Regions from separate parts of the Mus musculus genome. Here regions 2, 3 and 4 are each linked to region 1. The links are chromatin loops, found by intact Hi-C in ENCODE. Cell type or tissue: heart. All regions are shown on one strand. Links, peaks and the distances in the headings refer to the core of each region. The heading gives the core; the rest is flanking DNA.

The links. A loop is a pair of places that touch in the nucleus more often than their neighbours do. Peaks named below come from ENCODE experiments on the same cell type or tissue, not always from the same donor. Only the 100,000 strongest peaks of a DNase experiment are listed, where the experiment ranks them.
Region 2: it touches region 1 in a loop (11-fold over the local background); 6 of 42 quality-filtered maps call a loop at or near these places.
Region 3: it touches region 1 in a loop (2.5-fold over the local background); 2 of 42 quality-filtered maps call a loop at or near these places.
Region 4: a loop joins it to region 1, with 2.1 times the contacts of the local background. A loop is called at or near these places in 4 of 42 quality-filtered maps.

Annotation. Positions count from the first base shown.
Region 1 is chr1:189,078,429-189,084,119 of GRCm38, reverse strand. It overlaps the pseudogene Gm18698. Among named protein-coding and RNA genes, the nearest start is that of Gm36561, 47 kb to the right of the region's middle. In heart, for the core only: CTCF peaks have their summits at 1,570 (motif pointing right), 3,149 (motif pointing left) and 4,454; a DNase peak (open chromatin) is centred at 3,109; H3K27ac peaks cover 323 bases.
Region 2 is chr1:189,577,086-189,582,776 of GRCm38, reverse strand. No RefSeq gene overlaps it. Among named protein-coding and RNA genes, the nearest start is that of Gm30088, 40 kb to the left of the region's middle. In heart, for the core only: a CTCF peak has its summit at 3,190 (motif pointing right); no DNase peak of the experiment used is centred there; H3K4me3 peaks cover 690 bases; H3K27ac peaks cover 470 bases; H3K27me3 peaks cover 289 bases.
Region 3 is chr1:189,162,223-189,167,913 of GRCm38, reverse strand. No RefSeq gene overlaps it. Among named protein-coding and RNA genes, the nearest start is that of Gm36561, 130 kb to the right of the region's middle. In heart, for the core only: no CTCF peak of the experiment used is centred there; DNase peaks (open chromatin) are centred at 2,533 and 3,473.
Region 4 is chr1:189,025,044-189,030,734 of GRCm38, reverse strand. No RefSeq gene overlaps it. Among named protein-coding and RNA genes, the nearest start is that of Gm36561, 6.9 kb to the left of the region's middle. In heart, for the core only: CTCF peaks have their summits at 2,300 (motif pointing left) and 3,647; no DNase peak of the experiment used is centred there.

The DNA of each region.
Region 1 (5,691 bases), core at 359-5,358:
CCCTATAAGGACATGCTGATGTCTGCTTGATAATTCTGTGATTGTGCAGTACTGGTCACGAGCTGGCATCAAGCTGCCAATTGTGTTGCTTCAAAGAGTCCTATAGAGGCTCTGGGTCCTTTCTTCAGCTTACTAACCCACTTACATTCTTGAAGGGTGCTTTTCCATTCTTTTAAATATTAAAAAAAAATTAGTTGTGTTTCTGCAATTGTGCTGGTGTGTAGGTATGTCTATGTGCATGTGCATATGGAGGCCAGAAGAGGATGCCAGGTCCCGAATGACAGGAACCGAATGACAGACAGTTGTGAGCTGCCCAACATGGGTGCTGGGAACAGACCTTGAGTCCTCTGGAAGAGCATCAAGTTCTCTTAAGTCCATGTGTTTCCTTTCTCATCCAGCATGCTGTTCTATGCCTAACTTGAGGTGTGTGAGTTATTCTCTACCAATCCTCTGGGTAGCTATTAAGATTTTTACCTAATCTGTTCTTCTATTAAACTCAAATAAGACTGCCCTCTGGTTTGTTTAAAGGGGTACAATAAGAAGCTGCCATCTAAGCCACAGCAGTCACCCCTGACCATCCCTCCTTGTTGCCATCTGTCCTTCCCAACCCCACCCTCTGATGGCAGTGACAGGAGCTGCTCTGCTCACAATCAGCCCAACCATTTTATTCTAGGAATTTCTTCAATGTGTGGAGCCTCAGGGTAATGAGCATATCTTCAGGATTCACTCTCTCTCTCTCTCTCTCTCTCTCTCTCTCTCTCTCTCTGTGTGTGTGTGTGTGTGTGTGTGTGTGTGTGTGTGTGCGTGTGATATGTTAGCTAATTCTCTATAGTAAACAACTTTTCACTTAAAATTACAAAAGTAATTCCTGTTTCTCCAACCGTCCCTCAGACAACTGAGAGGTTTATGGCTATTTTAACTTGATTCCTGTTCCACTCCTCCCTCCACCCAGTTTATGAGATGCCTTTGGCTCTAACTAACAATAAGGAGAGTTGGAAACTCACAGTCAGTCATTTTAATGTCAGTCGCTCCAATGCCCTGATTCAATTACTGCAGGGATAGAGCAAACGAGTGTCTTCTTATTTATTCATTATAATTATGGATCATTTCAATAGTATCTCGTTGTGCTCACAACTCATAATATTTTTAAAGCCAATGAAACTAAAAATGTAAAAAAAGAAAAAAAAAGCCTTCTATGTAAACAAAGTTGTAAATATATATGTGTATGTATATGTGAGTGTGTGTGGGTGGGGTGGTTAACACAAAAAAATGTGTTTCAAATAGCAAGCTAAATACACAAAATAAAGATGATGTAAAAATACTGGACATCTTAAGGTTAAATGTTATTTCAGTTATTTTTTTAAGTTTTCATTTTATCTTTAACCAGGCCCAATAGCGCACTCCTTTAATCCCAGTGCTCGGGAGGCAGAGACAGGTGGATTTCTGTGACTTCAAGGGTAGCTTGATCTACATAGTGAGTTCTAGGACAGCCAATGCTACATAGTAAGACCCTATCTTAATGAAGAAATTTTATTTTATTATTAAATTTTGTATGTAAGATGCTGGGTTCATAGATAGGTTGGTGCAAGTACCTATAGAGTCCAGAAGTGGGCGCCAAGTATTCAGGAACTGGACTTCCAGGCAGTTGTAAGCCTGCTGTTGTGGGTACTGAGAGCTAAACTTGTGTCTCCTGTAAGAACAGTACTCACTCTGAACCTCTGAGCCATTTCCTGTCGTGTGTGTGTGTGTGTGTGTGTGTGTGTGTGTGTGTGTGTGTGTGTGGACATATGTATGAATGCATTTATATGTGTATGTTTGTTTGTATGTGTAAACATACACACAGACTTGATGCCAGGTATTCTATGCAAAATATTTTAAGCTTCACCCAGAAATTCAGATCCTTTGCTTACAAGAAGACAATGGAGGGATCCAGTGTACTGCTGATATAAACAGGCCTTCAAGTCACAGTGAGCTGAGACCCCTCACTGATTACAAAAATGCAGGTTTCAAGTGCACATCACACAGTGCCCCATACACACCCGACTCTCTCTCCTTCCTCCTACTTATTACCATTCATTATCCTGTTTAAATCTCAAAGCCCACACCTCCTTCCTTAGCATAAAATGAGGGGACTTCCAAGAGAAGCCTTCCATTCTCAATCCTACTGTGCCTGGCACTGGCTCCCTCCTTCCCTCCCTCCTTCCCTCCCTCTCTCTCCCCCTCCCTCCCTCCATCCCTCCTTCCCTCTCTCTCTCTTTCTTCCTCTCTCCCTTTCTCATCCCTTCCCCCACTCTTTCCTTCTTCCCTGCCTTCCCCCCTTTCCTTCCTAGCAGAAGTAGCAGAACCCTTGTTTCTTTTCTGCTGGTGATTTTTCCATATGCTCTCACTATATAAATACGTGCTGCTCTGCATTGCTTAGAGAATAAGGGCATGGGAATCCTGCTACCTGCTCATTTCACATGCAGTCTGCTGAGCATTCTGAGCTGGGCTTGGCTGGATCCTGATGTGCAGAGCCTGCAGACGTGGAGGATGAATGACTTTTGGGTTCCTTGTGTTTTTTTTTTTTTTTTTTTTTTTTTCAGTTTACCCTCCATGTGGCTACTTCCCTGAACAGACTGTGACTCTGCTACAGAAACATGAGCCTCTGGCTCCCCAGAGTTTACTCTGGTTCTCCCTGGCTTTACAGCCTGATTCTACCTCACTGACTGTGTGGTGCCAGGAAGGGGCTTTGCCTATAATCTAAAGTGATAGTGATATTTCTCGTGTTTGCTTACTGCTATTATTTTCATTGTCAAAGATTGATTGTGGGGTGGCATCCAGCTACAGCTCTAAGCCTGAGAAAATAATTTCCTGTATTTATTACTCTTCCCTCTATTGTGATCAAATACCTGACAAAGGACTCCAAAGGACTTGGAAGAAACTGGAGTTTAGTGCAGGGTTTCAAAGTTTTGGGGTTTCCGGGTTTTAGTCTGTGCTGGGCTGGCTCTGTCACTTTGTGCCCAAGCGGAGCTTGTCATCAGTGTGCCTGGGAGTGTGTAGGGAGAAGCTGTTCACTTCGTGGCTTGGCAGCAGGCATGCGGGAAGCAGAAAGAGGGGAAGCCAGCTCTCCTCCCATGGTTGCGACCGCCTCCCACGACAGCGCCACCTGCTGGAGGTCAAGTGCTCAGCCGTATGTGCCCTGGGGAACCACATCCCACTCAAACTGCCACAACCCTGCAACTGGCTTGTGTCTTCCTGAGGTGTGGAGGGAGGAGGTACTGACAACAGGAGTCTACTAATTCTTGGTGTGGTAGCTAAATGTCTGCAGTGCAATATCACTATTGTGTATTATTTTAACATACATGTAGAAATCTATATACACACCACAACAAAGAGCTTCATTCATTCATTCATTCATTCATTCATCTATTCATGGAAAGAACATCAGAACAGTATAGTACTAAAAAGTACCAATGCACTCTCCAAAGTGCCTGCTAAATTGATATTTGATGTGTGTGTTACTTTGACACACTCTGCTGCAGCTTAGATTTTTAGGTATCTCACACTGAAAGCACGAGCAAGCGTAGAGTTGGAGACTGAATACTCTGTTTCCCAGTCCAGTCAGTGAGAAGGTTGGAGATTTCATTTCTGTAGCCTGCTTTTTTTTCCTGAGGTATCAGGTCTTAATACTTTTAAATTACTGGAATAGAGATTTGGGGAGGAAGACAGGCTAGACGCTAAAGGTGGCTGTGAGCAGATGAGGCTTCCAGAAAATCTGTCAGGTTTAGTGGAATTACGACTTTGGAGTAAAGGTCACAGGGTGTGAAGACATAATTAGCAGGATTAGAGTGGCAGATTTTTTGTTCCGGATTCAACCGACAGTGCTCTGTAGCTGCTGCTTCTCTCCTAATCTCACTCAGGCGCCACACACCCCCCCCATCTGCTCCCTGTTCAGTGGCATAGAACAAGATGCTCACAGATGCCCACTATAAAAGAGTTAGGTAGATGACCATCTTCTCTGAACAGGAGCAGGTGCTGAGCCTGGGAGCTCAGCTTACACAAAAGGGGCATGTGGTCCTCTGGGTCACTGTGACACAGCCCAGAGACAGGAACATCCTGTGACACCAACATAAACTGATGGTCAGCCATTAAACTACGACTGACAAAGAACATCTTTAGGTTGGATTGTAATTGCTGTATCTTCCCTAGACATGAAATAGGAAGTGAATGCTACGTATGACAGAAATTTGAAAAGTCAGCAATTTATGCATAAGAAAAAGCATCCAGATGGCTCCCCTTAAGGTTGGCAAAGTTTTTTGTGTCGTGTCCAATATTTATGCTTTGATTGATGCAATCTTTTGATGAATATGCTGATAAAATATATTCCATAGCGAGCTTGTTTGGGGCTTGGGAAGCCCAAGTTGAGCTTCTCTGATCTTCTTCAACCTAGACAACAGACTCATCAACAGCCAGGGGGAGCAGGAGAGGCGTGTTGGATATGCCCCTACTCAACTCGGTTGAACCTCTTGGGACCTAAGATGCTGAGCAGTCACATCCTTTATGAGATGTTAATGATTTGCATCCTCTTCCTGTAACTACAGAATTGCTGTCACAGACCTTCTCCATACTCTCCTGTCCCTGCCCACCTTCCTCTGCCTTCATCTTTAAGGAGAAACAGAGGGAGTGCTGGATATGGAAAACCTACTTTAAAAAGTCAATTCCTTGAAGACCAAAGTGTGGACACTGTACCCCTTCTTAGAATTGGGAACAAAACACCCATGGAAGGAGTTACAGAGACAAAGTTTGGAGCTGTAACAAAAGGATGGACCATCTAGAGACTGCCATATCTAGGGATCCACCCCATAATCAACTTCCAAACACTGACACCATTGCATACACTAGCAAGATTTTGCTGAAAGGACCCGATATAGCTGTCTCTTGAGAGACTATGCCGGGGCCTAGCAAACACAGAAGTGGATGCTCACAGTCAGCTATTGGATGGATCACAGGGCCCCCAATGGAGGAGCTAGAGAAAGTACCCAAGGAGCTAAAGGGACCTGCAACCCTATAGATGGAACAACATTAAGAACTAACCAGTACCCCGGAGCTCTTGACCCTAGCTACATATGTATCAAAAGATGGCCTAGTCGGCCATCACTGGAAAGAGAGGCCCATTGGACACACAAACTTTATATGCCCCAGTACAGGGGAACGCCAGGGCCAAAAAAATGGGAATGGGTGGGTAGGGAAGTGGGAAGGGGGGGTATGGGGGACTTTTGGGATAGCATTGGAAATGTAATTGAGGAAAATACGTAATAAAAAAAAGTCAATTCTTCCAACTCTACGGGTCCCATGCTTCATACTTCATTAGGTCATAAGGCTCTGACCTATGAAATTCCACTACTAGGTAGGGGCTGAAGTCATCTGTGACTGAGCTCAAGTTGAACTCATTGAGGAGTGCTTCAGTATATGAGGATTTCACACTGGGATGGAGCAATCCAGGAAACCAAACTGGTTGACAATAGGAAACAGGCTGAAGAATATTATTTCCAGCCCAGGACCAGCATGTGTCACACCTTCCAATTTCCTGGGCAAATCTATAGTCTACAGTATATGACCCTAGCAAAAGATGTTGAAGCCATGCTTGCCAAACTTGCCAAATAGGTCTGCTTGCTATTGTTGACAAACATTGAAAGACAGACACAGGGAGAA
Region 2 (5,691 bases), core at 383-5,382, 500 kb before region 1:
TGGGGCATAGAATTGGATATCGCTGATGATCACGGCATCTTCATCTATATTACATACACATAATTTCTGCTAGCCTCAGAAATTCTATAAAGCCTTCAACTTTATAGAAAAATATGTATATTCTTCTCCTTAACATTACCTACTACACATACCTTTATGTTTTTATACTGCTATTGTGTGTTTGCTACTAAATTGCTGTGTTGCTCATTATCATAGAATATGGCTTTTAATTAAAAAAATTTATGGTGTTAATAACAAGGTGTAAAGTACAGAACTAAGCTATTCCAAAAGCTCTTTTCCCAGAGTGTTTTATTGTTGTGGTAAAACACGGACCATGTGGGGTAAAAATGGGGTCCCATGTACGCTAGGGCCGCTGGGCGAGGCGAGACTCCCGGAAGTTTGGATTGTGCACACCCCTATGGAACCACTGGACAGGCGTTGGGCTGTGAGAAGACGCAGGACCCCCGCTCCGGGGGTGGCGAAGGAGCGGTCTGGGGTCCCCTCGGAACTGCCGGAATCGGGATCAGATTCTCAGGCACCACAGACACCGCTGAGCACTGAGGAAGTGCCGTGCCGGTTCTGGGGGTCCCTGGGCCGCAAGGAGGCCAAGGACGTCAGGTTTTCAGTCTTGGACATTTCAGGTGCCCCTGGATGTCTCAGAAGAGGCGAGAAACAGAGTGGGGATGGCGGGCGGACTCTGGCCCCGGGGACTGAGGGGAAAAGGGCAGGGGGAGAGAGCTCCAGCTGGTTACTGCAGGGATGAGAGCCTTTGGCTTGGTCTGCAACGTCTTGGGTTGGCGGAAGCCGTGGCTATTGTGCAAGGAGTCCTCCTGGTGGGAGGTTAGACGCGTGGCTTGTTCGGGGAAGACCTGCTCCATTGCTCCAACACAGCGGTCCCAATGAGAAGAGACAATCCATGGTTTTTAAGGCGTTTATTGTAGAAAGGCAGAGAGAGGGAGAAGAGTAGAGAAGCAGAGGGCGGCCATGGCCACACAGGGAGGGGAGGGGGGAGAGAAGGTGGAGAGAGGGGGAGCAAGGGAGCAAGAGTAAGAGCAAGAGAATAAGAGGTAAGAGAGAGAGGAGGGGGCAAACAGCTCCTTTTATAGTGGGCTGGGCCCACCTAACTGTTGCTAGGTAACCGTGGGGCGGCTCATACCTGGCTGTTGCCAGGTAACTGTGGGGGTGGAATCCAGACAGAATACCAGGAGCTTGGAGCATTGCCTACATGAACATGACTGATGGCCACACACCTCTCTGGGGGGTGGGGTGGAGGTGATGGTGGTGGGAGGCTGTAGCTGCGACAGGAGTCAGGGGTCCAGGAGGGGTCCAGGAGGCATGGCTGAACACCTTCGGTCCCTTAGGGTCACCAGGATTCCAGGCCTGTGCTCGACTAGCTCACCGCCCCACAGGACCAGAAGAAAGTTGTGGGAGGAGAGAGTTTTATTGTCTATAGGTCACAGTCCATCCCTGAGGGAAGTCAAGGCAGGAACTTGAGGCAGGAACTGAAGCTGATCATGGAGAACTAAGCTTTCTGGCTTGTTCCCTGGCTTGGTCAGACCACCTGCCTAGTGATGGCACTGTCCACAGGGGCTGGCCTTCCTGTGTTTATCAGCCATCAAGAAAATGGTATAGAAACCATTCTGATGGAATCAGTTTGTCATCTGAGAGTCCTTCTTCCCAGACGTTAGTAGGTTTGTGTCAAGCTGACAAGAGCTGTGACAGTCGTCAGAGTCTCGGGTACATTTGAAGATAGAGGGGCTATCTGTGAGGGCTATACAAGTACATTTGGGGCTAAGAGGAAAAATGCCTCAGACTGTGTGGCCATGAACATGAACATCCCTAATGCAGGCTCTTACATCAGAGGACGTTGCCAGAATATCGCTAAACGTATTTTGTGGATAACCTGTGCCAATCTATTCTCTTGATGGGGCTATCCATAACTTCCAACCACACAGTAATGCCACATTAGTATGGAACAATATCAGTCCTGTCCCTTAGTACAGGGGTTAACGCAGTCATCTTTGGTTCTTTTGGTAATAGAATGGAAAAAAAAATCACAAGTTAAAATTTCTTTTGTTTTTACAACATCTGGTTCTCAGTCTCTTAAGAAGAGAATTCTTGGCTCTTCAACCCCTGCTCAGATCTATGATCTTGTGAGGGGCATCCTGCTGCATGCACACACTTTTGTCCTCATCGTTAAATTATATATGGCGCTCGGTGTTTTTAACAGAGTCATAAATAAAACTCCAAAGAGCCAGCGAAGTTGTGTGGATGCCACACACAGATGAAAAGTGGATGAGCCTCTAGGAAAGAACACACCTCTCTTAGTCTCCATCTATATTTAAAATGGAGAGGGCAGAGTAGCAGGAGACAGCCCGATGCAAGGCTGAATGGGAGAGACCCTTAGCAAGTGCCCAGTCATTTGCTATGTAAGCTTGTTTAACGAGGCACGAAGCCTGATTTAATAAACTTCCAGGGCTGTATGAGCAACGAGGATCCCAGTGTGCACTCCTGTGCCACGTGTGCCTTTCTAACTACGCTCACACAGAGCTCCCAGGCATGGAAAGATGTCCTGTAAAATCAATTTTGTGATTCAATACTTCTCATAAGTGTCCATAACTGTGGTGGCTCAAATGTCCATCTCTACGCTGCACATGTCACCTCAGGTAGCCACATGTTACCTCAGGTAGCTCTCTGGGGCTTGGTAAGGTGATAACCACTTTAAGATATGGAAGACAAATGCCAGAAATATTTTATTTAAAACCACCTCACCAGTGAAAAGGAGGACGTTTGAACTGGCCTGCTGTCTTAATTCTCTGAGCTGTCATTCCAGAACTTTCCGATGCTTTTTCACACAGCAACACAAGTGCGAAGAAGTCATATTTGTGTACAGGCAGGAAAACTGGCATGGTTACCCCGGAGTCATGTGATCATTGCGGCACACTGGGCATGTGGAAAGAAATTGTCTTATTTTCTGGTAAATTTGAATTTAAGCAACTTTCTCCCCACTACTAAATAAGTCCAGAGACTGATCTGACAATTCAGCCATTTTTATTGGCACCAACAGGCAGGCGCAGGGAAATGAGGCTGAAGGGAATGCTCTTGAGATGGCTTCTGTTTTTCAAAGGGCTTCTTGCACAGACTGACTTGGGACAAGTTGGTGGGATTGACACAGAAATGTTGGTCATGGATTGACCAACAGGTGGCACCAGGTCCTAAAGCAAGCCTGCCTTCCTAAAGTGCTTAGCTACTCAATCAGGCAGGTCACAGTAGGAGCTGGAACCCTGCTCAGAGAGACACTCAGAAACAAGGTGGGCTTGAAGAAGGCATTTCAACTGCAGGACCAGCCCCACAGAGCTGGCTAAGGGGTCCGGTCCCTCTACTCTAGCTCCCTGTGTGAAGTCTCCCAGTCACTGCCTGCCTTGCTCAATTGTTCTTGTGGAGGTTGATTGTCACGTGTAATCAAGTGGCTGGGACTCGACTGTTCAAGATGGCTTATTGCCACCCTAAAAGGGAAACAGGGAAACCAAGATCAGATCATGTCTTCTTGAGCCTGTCTGTCTGTTTCCTCTGAGGCTGATATTTCTGAGCGGTAGATCTGTTGTTTACTGTTAGTAGAAGGTTATTCTCGCTAGTAAATCCCACACAGCAGGTTCTTTCGTGAGCTGTCACTGAGGGAGATAAAATGCTATGGTAGAAGGGGAGCAAGATGGTCTTTAATTCTGTTACAAAGACTCTGAGCCTCTTTGTCAGAAAAATTGTCATAAGTCCCCCAAAGTGGTGAACCAACACATACATACTATGGATATAATTAAATATATTATTAAACTTTAAAATCTTTTACCCAAAATTGATAGTTTATCTAAAAGAGTGTGAGTGTGTGTGGTGTTTTACCTGCGTGTGCGTCTATGAAACACACACACGCAGTGTCAGAGGAGACCAGAATATGTCCAATCTCCTGGAACTGGAGTTAGAGACAGTTGTGAGGGATGTGGGCGCTGGGAACAGAACCTGAGTCCTCTGCAAGAGCAGCCAGTGCTCTTACCCACTGAGTCCCGATAGTTACCGATAGTTACCGTTCAGGAAGGGAGAAAGGACTCACACCTTGACGTGATTGGTTCCAGACTGTAGTTATAACACTCATGTTAGTTGATGACAGATACGTTGCTTGGGTTAAGGAAGTTTCTCTTTCCTCTTTGTCGAATCTAACCTTTTCTGTGTAAGTGATACTGGATGTGACTGGTTAACAGAGTACTTTCTGGAGATTCATTGGTGACTTCTCAATAAACAACCTAACAGACAAGAAGCAGTGAACTCCAGAGGGGTCCCACCCTTCTCAGGGACAAAGGATTCTAAACGCATTTTACCTCGGCACAGCAGGTCAGCCACTGTCTGCAGAGTCTGGTGAACCTGTGCTACTGAGGCTCTTTCAGTTCCATAGAAAAGAGACATCACATCAACCAGGGAGGGAAAAGCTTGATAGAAGGACGTGAAGAATGAGTAGACAACGGGGAATGTCTCAGCTGGCTTCCTGGAGCCTAGACGTTTGCTCATGGTCAGCAGGGTTCACTCTGTCTGTTTCTCTCATGCTCCCTCAGGGCTAGGGAGCCTTTATTCCCTTTCTGTATCATAATGTCCTGCCTTTGGGAAGTGCTCTTATCAGACAACTGCCCCATGTTCCTCTTCTTCTGTCCTCCTTTTAAAAACATCAAGGTTTCCTGGTGGGCTGGTCTCTATCTTTCTGTTAGCTTCTGAATTGCCTTTGCTGTTTAAAATCCTTTTACTCTGTGCCCTTTCTTCCAACAGCCATCCATCATCTGTTGATTCTTGGTGTCCAATAGAGGATTCAGTTGCTTTGTCCACTGCTGTAGACTGTGGCTGCTGGGTCGCTCTTTGGTTGGCTTAGGTCAGGTCCTTCCCTAGTTTTTTGGTACCTGTCCAAGACAGTAGAGCTTTGTGGTTTGTTGCATGAAGACATACATGGGGGAAACATACAAGAGTGGATTCTGGCCTCCATTTTCAGGCTTCCCGGGATGGATGGCCAATGGCAGCTGTGTTTCATGGTGGCCTCAACAGGCTGTCTGCTGAGGTTAAGTGTGGAACAAGAGCTAAAATGATCAGTGTTTTGACTAAGGCTCCCTCCACAGACTACGGGAACTGTGCCTATGTAGATAGTTTTCTATTCTGCTATAGTAAATTATGCTAAACTCAATGATGCAAGTCTGGCATGTCACAGTCTTATGGGTCCAAAGTCTCACAGGAGACTTTTGTCTCTTATGGGCTTGTGACCGAGATGTCCTTAGGGCTATGTTCCTTTCTCAAGGCTGGAAAGCAATCTGGTTTGCAGGATCATTTGGAGTGTTGGAAAACTCAGTTTTTGCTGTTTTGAGGCAGAAAGGTTGTTTTCTTGTTGCCTGTCAGTTGAGGGCTATTCTAAGCTTCCGGGGCATCTTGTATTCCTTGGCTGGTGGCGCCTTCTTCCACCTTCAAAGCCAGTAATAAAACCAAGTAGGTGAATCTCAGGTTCCAAAGGTCTCCTGGCTCCCCTTCTGTCTCCCCGTCTCCCTGGTGGATTCTTCTGCCTTTAAAATATTTATTTTTAATTATATATGTGTTTCCACATGTATTTGCACATGAATGCAGGTCTGCAGAAGCCAGAAGAGGCCTCTGGATCCCCTGGAACTGGAGTTA
Region 3 (5,691 bases), core at 294-5,293, 84 kb before region 1:
GATAATCCTAGCCAATTTGTCCTGACAAAGACTTAATTCTAAAGCCCTTTACTGTATCGCTGACTGAAAGAATGCCTCTGTTAGCATCCTTGAAATCATCCTTGAGGCTGATGCAGATGAGTCCCTCTCTTTGGTCTACAGCACCACACCCGTATCACATCCTAGATCTCATTTCCTGACACTGTTGGCCTTGCTTTCTTGGCCGCACCGTTGAGGCTCCTCTGAAGAGGTCGAATGGGCTTTGACATTCAGTGTCACAGTGTCACTCCACACACTCCCTCTCTCAGCCCGAATGTGCTTCTGTCAAATCCTGGTTTGGCTGTCATCTCATCTGTCACTATCCTCCCTACTATTTGCTTTGACTTACATTATTTTATATCTTCATTTAAAAAGAATTGTCCCTACCCATCCTGGCTAATTGTCCATATGAGCTTTGCTTTGTCATAACAAGGTCCTTAAAACTGTAGGGACTGACACACTTGAACCTTGAACAAAAGCTGACAGTCGTGGCAATGGCAGGACCTGTGATGTGTGCCAAATGCTTCTTTCCAGAGACTTCCAGTTCAGCAATGTCATGAAAGACAAGTCCAAGTGTTTGACTTCATTAGGATTTCATTGATAAATCTTCTGCTATGTTGATCGTTGTCCTAGTTAGGGTTACCACCTGCCTACCTACCATCTATCTATTGTGTATCACTCATATTGGTCTGACTGTCTATCTCAGAAACCATGTGTTGATATTAATATCTCTACTTCCAATATAATATAAGACAGTTGCTTCTAACTGTGTTTTCACATTGTCTTAGTCTATTGCTGTGATGAAACACCATGACCAAAGCAACTTGGGGTGGAAAGGGTTTACTAGGCTTAAACTTCCATATCAGTGTTCATCACTGAAGGAAGTCAGAGCCGACGCAGAGGCCGTGAAGGATGCTGCTTATTAGCCTGGTTCCATGGCTTGCTCAGCCTGCTTTCTTATAGAATGCAAGACCACCAGCCAAGAAATGGCACCACCCACAATCAGCTGGGCCCTTCTCCCAAAAATGCCCTACAGACTTGCCTACAGCCCAATCTTATGGAAACATTTTCTGAATTGAGGCTCTCTCCTCCATGCTATCTCTTACTTGTGTCAAGTTGACATAAAGCTATCCAATACAATAGTACAGGTATGTATAGACCTCAAATAGTCTTTTCCATTATGACATCTTAGTCAGGGTTTCTATTTCTGCACAAACATCATGACGAAGAAGCAAGTTGGGGAGGAAAGGGTTTATTCGGCTTACACTTCCACACTGCTGTTCATCACCAAAGGAAGTCAGGACTGGAACTCAAGCAGGTCAGGAAGCAGGAGCTGATGCAGAGGCCATGGAGGGATGTTCCTTACTGGCTTGCCTCCCCTGGCATGCTCAATTTGTTCTCTTATAGAACCCAAGACTACAAGCTCAGGGATGGCACCACCTACAATGGGCCCTCCCACCTTTGTCACCAACTGAAAAAATGCCCCACAGCTGGACCTCATGGAGGCACTTCCCCAACTGAAGCTCCTTTCTCTGTGATAACTCCAGCCTGTGTCAAGTTGACACACAAAACCGGCCAGTACAACATCTGAACACAATCTAATAATAACAAAACCTGTTGATCTCAGCAGCTGCTGCATTCAAAGTATTTTTGATACTTCAGATTATCAATGTGGACATTTCTGGGTAGTCCTTATTGGACACCACTGGTGAATTACTTAGTTCTTCCCGGTAACACGGCGGAGCATTGTGAGTCTCGATGGCTGTGGGATGGTCGCTCGAGCAAACACCCAGGGCAGGAAGAATAGGGATTGTCCTTGATGTAATGCCCCTTGACATTTGGAAATGTGGGTTGCGTGAGCGGCTGCTACACAAGCAAATCTGGTACATTCCATCTCTGTGCTGAGCATAGGTCTGGCCTGAAAACTGATGCCCAAACCATATGTCTGGGAAAGCAAGCATTCCTCACATTCATCAAAAGCTCATCCTGGCAATCGAAGCTAGTAGGGCTGGACACATATGTGTCTGCATGGTCTATAGTGAGGAAACCACACTGGATATATATAGAAAGCATTGAAATGTTGGATATATTTATAGAAATGTCTGTGGAACATGCAGTTATTTTTAACAAGAAAGGCTTGAAGTCGTTCAGTGCACATGCATAATTGTACTACAAGTAAAGCGATGGATCCTAACACGATCCACATTTGCAGATACCATCCAGTCACTTCGGAGTCAAGTGCATACTGGGCATGGGAGAGGCAAGGGATTTCACAGAAACGATCTGATAAGCCTGGACCATGATCTGAGGAAACACGCAGGCCTGGTTGGTGTTGGCAGAGAGAGCAGATGTGCTCTAAAGGCTATTCCGTGCTCAGCTGCATGCAGACGACAACCTTGTTGAATTGAATTCTTCTCTTCTTTGTAGATTGTACCTACAGATGAGACTGAATTTTTTTTAATGGTTTTAGAAAACTTTCCACTGATAGGGGAACAGGAAATGAGCTAACCAGCTGCTTGCACACTGCTCTGTTGCAAACCTTGCTTGTGAAGACAAGTGACATCAGCAGGAGACCTGACCTCTGAGGGAGAAGTTCCAGAAGTGGACCACACTGTTCCCTGGGGTGGGGTTCTGGATAAGTCGGCTAAGCACAGTCGCTTCCCATTCTCTGCTTTTTGCCGATGAGGTGTGACAAGCTGCTGTAAATTCCTATTGCCACTCCTGCCTCACCGTGATGAACAAGGAGCTGAAATGAACCTGCCCTGCCTTTTATTGCAGGAGCAGAGGAACACTGAGCATAGGAGTTCCCATGGCTCCTGTTTATAAACAGTCCTCTAACTCAGTGTCAGACATGGAACCCACAGACACTCTTCCATATTACCCAAACATGAGAGGCAGAAAGTGAGAAGAACCCAGAGGGCAGACGATCGCTATGGACACAAGATTTGCATCTTTTTAAAGACTGTAAACTTTGAATCGGGCCCAAAGCCCAGAAAGGATGTGAGAATACAGGGAAGGAATGCCAAAGTGGACGGTGATGGTAGAGTTGAGATGCTATAGAGAAGTTTCAAACTTGAAGCTGCTGGTAGAAGCAGGGTTTGGGGTCTCAAATACAAGACTGTGATCACACCTGCTTGTTCATTTAAATATTTTTATTTACTTATTTATGTATATGTATATGAGTGTATGTGTGTGTGACCATGTGTGTTCGTGTGTGTGTGTGTGTGTGTGTGTGTGCATGTGCGTGTGCGCAAGTGTGTGCATGCATGCACGCACGTGTGGTGGGTGCTAATAGAGTCCAGAAGAGGGTGTTGGATCCCATATGGTAGGAGGTACATGGGGTTCTACACTCCCTAGTGTGGGTTCTTGGAAACAAACCCCAGTTCTCTGAAAGAATAAGAAGTGCTCTTAATGTCTGAGCCATCTCCAGCCCCACAACATCTGTTTGTTCCTCTGGCCTCCCAGAACCTGAAACAGAGCTTGGAATATAGTAGATACTTGCCAAATTCAGAATTCAGCACCAAAACACAGGCAGAATTGAAGAGGGATCTCAAAATGCCAAAATACTGGCCTGAAGCTGAGGGGCAGATGAGATTTCAGTGTTTACTGTATTTGTGTTTGCACAGCCTAAACAGTGACACAGAAACAGAGACATCACAGCTGTCCCCATGGATGACAAGTTCAGAAGCCTGAAAGCAGAAAGCTTCCCTTAAACCTGACAGAATACTGAAGCCTCAGAGACATTGTCAGCCTGGAATCTGAATGGGAGAATGCAGAGAGTCACAGTTGGGTGTGCCTATGGGGGACAGAAAGTCGGAGGAGCTGTCCTTGTTGAGAAATGTATGTGACCATTTTATCAATCAGAGAAGGTGATTGACAAGCCCATTTCCCCCAGGTTTTCCCTCTGGAATTGTAATCAGGGTCTCAGGGCAAACAGTTGAGGAAAATCTTGTGTTTCTAGTAGGTCAGGAGAAAATTACCGGTTTTGAAGTATGACAGGACATTCGCCATAATCAAGCTTTTATAAAGCAGGAAACAGCTTACCCTAGGCTCTACCTGATGCTACTCCAGCCTTGTCTGGCATCCCTGTCTGGTCTATGGTAGAGATGAGATAAGAAAAGCTACTGAAAATTAACTCTATCAAGCCACCCAAAGACTGGGCTTGATCACATGGCTGCAACCCAGAGTACCTCTCCCATAGACTCATACCACAGTGATGGGGGTTCCTCAGAGAAACCTCACTAAACACCAGTAGATTGTAGCTGAAAGATCAACAAGATGCCGTCACCATGTAAGAAAGAATTGATATCAAAACCCAAAGACAACAGGGATGAGAAAACAAAAATAAGAAAAGAGAAAGGAAAAGTGTGTTAGGTTTAGTACAGCTATGGCAAGACATGAAATGTCTCAAGGCTAGCCAGATTGACCCCACAGGGTACAGCTGTTTACCTTCACTCTGCCTGCATTAAAATCAAATTGACCATGATAGACACGTATAAGGCATGCCAGCAGACAAGGACCAACACCTGACATCAGCTGGAGAGTCATATAGAGCACAACTTTTGAAAACACCACACAAGGGCTATAAAATAACTCTGGTCAACCTGTAATAGCTCAAATGGAAAAAGCATGTAAAAATTACTTCCCATGTAGAGATGGAAACTTTGAAAGAGAACAAAAGGGAAAAGCTAGAGATGAAAACCAACATAACTGAAATGGAGAATGAATTTGCAGGCTTCCTGGCCAACTGGATCATCATTGGAGACAGGGAGTTTGGACATATGCTACTAGAAGTTTCCCAAAGTTAACTGCAAAGAAAAATAAATAAATACCCATACCCCCTGAGTATACACGTAGCAAGGATCTTATAAAAAAAAAGAAAGAAAGAAATGCGTATATATATTATAAATGCATATATATTACTTTATAACTTTCTGTAGACTTTATGTGTACATAATGTATAGTAGAGTACTCTCCAGAAATCAAATTTGTAAAACTTTTATATACATGGACGTAAATACTTCTCAAAACAACTACATAGGGTAAATACAACTGTCCTTATTTTATAGCTATTCAGTTTCCTAAGATACTTCAAGGAATGAGGAAGCAGGAAATAGATGAGCAGGAGCTAAAATCACAAATCCATAAGTAAGAGAAGTCAGGGAATTTACACATTACAAAACTCGAGTTCTGGCAGATTGTAAAGGCTGGGATTATCATCCCAGCTTCTTCAGTGATCCATCTGTGACCTGGAGGACACAAAATGGAGACTTGGCTGAGCCACTGGGTCACAGACATAATTATGCAAAGCACTGAAGGAGCCAAAGGATCTTGGCCACTTGAAGGTGATACATCTTATGTTTTGAGCCCTAGTAGGGAAGGGCACAGAGCAGAGACAAGAGCCAGTCTGTCAGAGACAATCTGAGTCCTCAGATGCAAGGCCAAGGACCAAGAACCATTCCTCTACACACCTGCCACGACCATCTATCAGTATGGATGGGAACTCATTGTATTCTGGGTTCCTCGATAGGCACTATGGGAATTCCTTCAGCACTGAGATGGTCTGATCTTGCCTTCATGGAAAACACATACTTACGAAGCATTTCTGTCTGTTTTGTGGCCAGTTGCTAAAGCCGTAGGCTTGAATACAGGGATGGCACTTTTCTTGCAGGC
Region 4 (5,691 bases), core at 236-5,235, 53 kb after region 1:
TGTTTATATGTGTGTCTGTGTGTATATATGTGTATATGTGTGTGTCTATGTGTGTGTGTGTCTGTGTCTGTGTATGTGTGTGTATGTATTTATGTATGTTTATATGTGTGTCTGTGTGTATATATGTGTATATGTGTGTGTCTATGTGTGTGTGTGTGTGTGTGTGTGTGTGTGTGTGTGCGCGTGCGCGCGCGCACGAGCGAGCGAGCCTGTGATGTGGAGAGGATAAAGGATAAATTCCATTCTTACTACAGAATGCCACATAAAGGACAAGAAGGATGCACATTTAGAGTCATCTATTACCACAACAGCAAAGACCAGTTTACTTCCAAATAATGCTCCTAGGAAGGAGTGACATCAACTGATGGTAACAAGGGAGGCACACCTTCTGTCCCGGCCCCCAAGAAACAGACGCAGGAGATTCAGGAGTTCAAGCCCATCCTCTTTGTAGTGAGTTTGAGACCAGCCTACCTACTTCTGACCAAACTTCAAAGAAACAAAGGAATTTTTAAGTAAGTAATGAGCAAAGAAAATATACTAAGCATGTGACCTTCTTAATCAGAGAGACAAGAGAGAGGAAGACGTAGGATACAGGGTTCAGCCATTGAGTAATGTGCTCATTGCACAGTGTGTGCATTGCACAGGTGCTATGTGTTAAGATACAAGAATGGGCCTTGTTCTCATGGGCTTCCTCATCAATTAGGAAAATACAGGGAACAGATACATATAAAGTAAATTGTGGGTGTCCAGGGCCTGCCTGGCTACTTAGGAGACAACTTTGGAGCACATTTCGAAAGTGGCTCCATACAGAGTATTGTGACTAGTGGGCTGGGGGGAAGAAAGAAAACAGTTCCTTATTACAGAGACAAAAGGAACCCTGCTTTTTATCCCGAGTATGCTCACCCCTAGCTACAGAGATCCTGCAGCTAAATAGCTGTCCACACTGGCAGGCCTGACTTGCTAGAAATCAAAGCGAGACTCCTGTGAGAACCTGGCATTCTCAGAAAGTACCCCGTGCACAGTGGAAGAAGGTGACTTGCTGGTGTTAAGATGAGACGGAGGAGGAGAAAGTAATCCAAGGGCCGTGAATGAACAGCTGGTGCTCACGTGGACCTGATATCACAGTATAGCCTCCAACCCTGCCAATCCAAAGGGCAGTCCACAGTGGATTTGGTCACATTGTCTCAGCTTGCTCAGATTTTACAAGCGCCCATAGATCAACTCGCCATTCACAAACTCTCTAAGCATGGGAGGTACAATCACTGAGAACCAGATCCTGTGGAAATCCCATTCACAGAACTAGTCCAAAACCCAGCCACTGGAATGATCAGAGAGAGACTATAGAAGTAAATGTATTTAATGCTTCCAAATTAAAACTATTTCAAGCATATAAGAAGATATCAAAACCAAACAAGAGGATGTCAGGAAATAGTAGATCTATAAATAAATAAATATCATGACAGATAATGGCATTTATTCGGGACAGGTGACTTTCTCCATCCTCCAGAGGTTCCGATTTTAACTGCTAACATGGCGATAGCTTCCCATTCGGGAAGTCCACAATAATATCACCTCTAATTATATCTTACTCTCTACCCTTGCCTTAGGCTGTTTGAATATATGAGAAAGAGAAGCCTAAAATTGAGAGAGTAGCCTGAGAGTTCTCAACTATACTGCTCCCCCAAAAGGAACTGCATCAGTGGGTTTACCAGCATACACTCGTCTGTGTGTCTGTACACTCATCTCTGCATCTGTTCCCTCCTCGTCTTAGGAATGCATGCCTGCTGATGCATTTGGGGTTCTTTGAGGGGGCACAGAATTAAGTGAGCAGGAATCGGCTTTTCCTGCTGGCAAGAATGTTGACCTTTGATAGTTGTCTCCTTTCGTCACAGTGTCCAGCTTAGATGTCAAAGTTCCATGAAACCCTTTTTTTGGAACTCCAATATTAATGAAAAATTCATGAACTCACATATTGCATAAGTCCAGCGGAGAAGTGTTAGCAATGCCTTCTATTTATTCCCCCCATCTGCCTGCATGATTCATGATTCCCCTCTGCCCCTTCTTCCCTGGTGAAATCTATACCAAGACACACATGTGTTGATTATATAAGCCCTTCTCTACCTACTCATTGCAAAGTTAGATCCATAGATGTTGTGTGTAAGAAACCCTCCATCAATTAACCAGCAATGAAACTTAGTACCCATAGACCTCTAACCCAGGTTCTGTCCTGATAATTCTACCTGTGGAAGGGCTGAAGACAGTCTAGTGTCACAACTATGGATCTGTGCCGCCACCTACTGACTGGAGGTCAAAGTGCCTAAAAAAATCCAAACCAAAACAACATTCTAGAATACTCAGGACAGTCTTCCCAAAAGTTATTTAGGCACCACCAATAGTGATGAGATGGAGAAACTCTGGACTTAGCTCTCACATCATACCCTGCTCAGAAAGTCACTATGCTGAGTAAGGAATTAAACACTAATCTATCTAGGGATAGCGTTTAACTGTGGCGCAAACATAAGACCCTAAAAGTTGCACTTGAAACTGACAGCCAGGTCAGAGATTGTGGAATAAGTAGATATTGCCTATAACAAATGTGTGAGTGTAGTTTGAGTTACGCTTATACTCAAGAAGGAGTGAAGGGTCAGGAACTGTTCCTGGGTTCAGACTCCTAACTTAGCTATATTGAAGATGTTATGTTTCAATGTGTGAGTTTCTTCCTTTCTCAGGTGAGAGGAACAACAGGATATGTACATCTCCCGGTGTTGCTATGAGGACTATATCAGCTAATATTTGGAGAGTTACAGGCAGTGTGAGCCACCTAAACTAGGTGCTAGGAACTAAACTTTTTTTTTTTTTTTTTTTTTGGTGGTGGTGGGGGAGAGGGTAGTTTTGATTTGTTTTGGTTTTGTCTTGCTTTGCAAGAACAGCAAGCACTCTTAGCCACTGAGCCATCTCTCCAGTCACAGAGACTGTTCACCTTACATGACACTCTTCAAGATGATTCACTGGAAGGGGTGTGACAGGATTGAACTGCTGTGACCAGCTCCAGAGACTTGTCTGTCTTGCATTTGAATGAAATCGATTCCAGCCGTTAGCATATAATAGGTCCTTGGTAAATATTGTGTGTTGGGTTCCGTTCCTAGCCTGTGTCTCCCTGAAGTTCCGTTCCTAGCCTGTGTCTCCCTGAAGTTCCGTTCCTAGCCTGTGTCTCCCTGTTTCCTCTGATGTCTAGAATAGGGGAGTCTACCTTGGGAAACCAAGCCCGCTGGTTGGCTGGCATTCCCGAGACGGTGGAGGATGGTGTGTATCTTTCCAGAAGCTTCCTGAGCTGGTGTTTTCATTCCCAAGTCTCTTTGCTCAAACATTTGACTGTTCACATTCTCCCAGGAATAAAGTCAGGGCTGCTGTTTTCTGAATCCGGTGTTAACATTGCCAAGGGGATAATTCTCTTTGTGGCTATTGATAACTATTATGGTCCTGTTTACGCAACTGTAAATGAATGAGCTGCTGTGTAAGAAAACACGGCGAACTCCTCTAGCCCAGCATGGCCCTTACCTCTATCCCAGCACTGCCCTTACTGAGAGAGCTTGACATTTAAACTCTTGAGTGAGGGAAGAGCGCCACGGTGTGGTTCTAGAAAGTGATTCATAATCATAAATGTTGATTCACAGATAAAAGACCCTCCCAGGAAACATCCGGGTCCTCTGGCTCTTACCACCATCGCTCCTTCTCCTTTTCCATGATGAGGCCAGCAGCTCACACATACTAGGTAAATGCTCTACTACTGAGACACACCATCACCCCATGTCTGTGCAAGTAAGTGTGGAGGCCACCAGAGAGCAGCGGAAAGCATGAAGACGAAGACGATAGTTTCTTTTGGATGACTTGTGGGTCAAGCAATGTTATGGTCTGTTAGGTACTGGTTCTTACATGTATTTGAGCAAGCTTAATCTTTGCCTCCCTGTGACAGCCACGATGTCAGGTTGCAGGCCTACTTCCTGTGATCCACAAGTTTGGGAGGCAGACAAATGTAACCAGTCATTTGACAGTGTAACGGCACCCTCAGGAAATGCAGAGATCGTCGGAGGCAGCTGGGTCTGTTCTGAGAGCAAGGGACAATGAGTGAATGACCCAGTGGGTACCACTGAGAAAGGGGATCTCGGCAAAATTCAAGGTCCAGGCTAAGAAAGTTTTAGAAATTGGAAAGTGATTCTGTGTGATATGTTGGGCAGGCCACTCACTTCTTGGATCTGTTATATCTGTATTTAATTTCCATTTTTCTTCTATGTGTCTTCAAAATATCTCATTACTAGGAAAGAAACTGGCTCTTTTCAACCATGACATGTCATTTTTAGACAATAGCAATTTGACTTTCAAAAGCATACATCATATCATTGCAGTGTAAATAACATAATGTTATATTTTTATTCTCCAGCGTAAAATGTATTCTGAATTTTATTCCACTGGGAAAAGAGAGATGTGTTAAAAGGCAAACTCAAGAAGTAGGCACAGGTGCATAGAGAGGCAATAATTTGTCTGTTGATTTTGTGTCCTGCAACTTCATGGAAAGTCTTTATTAGATTTACATTTTTCTGATGGGATCTGTGTAGTCTTTAAATAAGCACTCATGATGTCAGCAAATAGTGGTATTGAGACTGCTTCCTTTCTAATTTTTATATTTTTCTTGCCTTATTTTCTTGAAGACGGAGTGCTAAATAGAGTACGAGCAGGGCAGGTGGTGTTGGGTCATCGTTCCAGATGTTATGTAAAATGCTTTCTGTTTTTCTCACATCATATAATCTTGGCTGTAGGTTTGTCATATTTAGCCTTTATTATGTGGAGGTAAATTCCATATAATCCCAGTTTATTTGAGTCTTCGATCATCGAGGTATGTTGAACTTTCTCAAATGCTTTTTCTACAACTATAGGCATGATCCTGTGATTTCTGATTTATTTACTGAATTGTATATATTGGACAACTTTGCTTTCCTAGGATGCATGTGCCCTCCCCCAGCACTGAGCAGACAGGCTCAGATCTTGTTTGCCACAGTTGCTAGCTCACCTAGAGTGGAGTCTTCCGACCTAGGTAAAGTCTATTGTCTGCCACATCTGCAGCTTCCTGCAAGAAGCCACCACCTGCTGAGCAGCCTGGGCTCATTTTCCTGAGGAGTTCCTGGCATAATGTGGGATGGATGGGTCTCCCCCCTTTAAATTCAGACCCTAGAATTAAAACATTGAGCCTTGATCAGAGAACTTTGTCTTGGCTCGTTATTTCTCTCGCCATCCTTCCCATCCATCCCCAGCTTTCCTTTCAGGAACCCAGGAAACCATGGCCCCTGGCAGCTACAAATGAAACCAACTTGTTCATAGCATTTGTCTTTCATGTGTTCTCCAATTTAGTTTGCAAGTATTTTATTGAGGATTTTTCTTTATTTGTTTGAGAATTTTTCTATATTTGTTAGAGAAGTCGGTCAAGTGTGTGTGTGTGTGTGTGTGTGTGTGTGTGTGTGTGTGTGTTTGTATGCCTTTGTATGACTTTATCTGATTTTGAAATCAGGGCAGTCCTGACTTTGTAAGAAGTTTGCTAATGTCCTGTGCCTTTCTCTTTTGTGGATCAGTTTACAAAATGCTGGCATTACATCTTCCTTTTCACTCTGGTAGAACTTACCCGTGAACAGCCATCCCTGA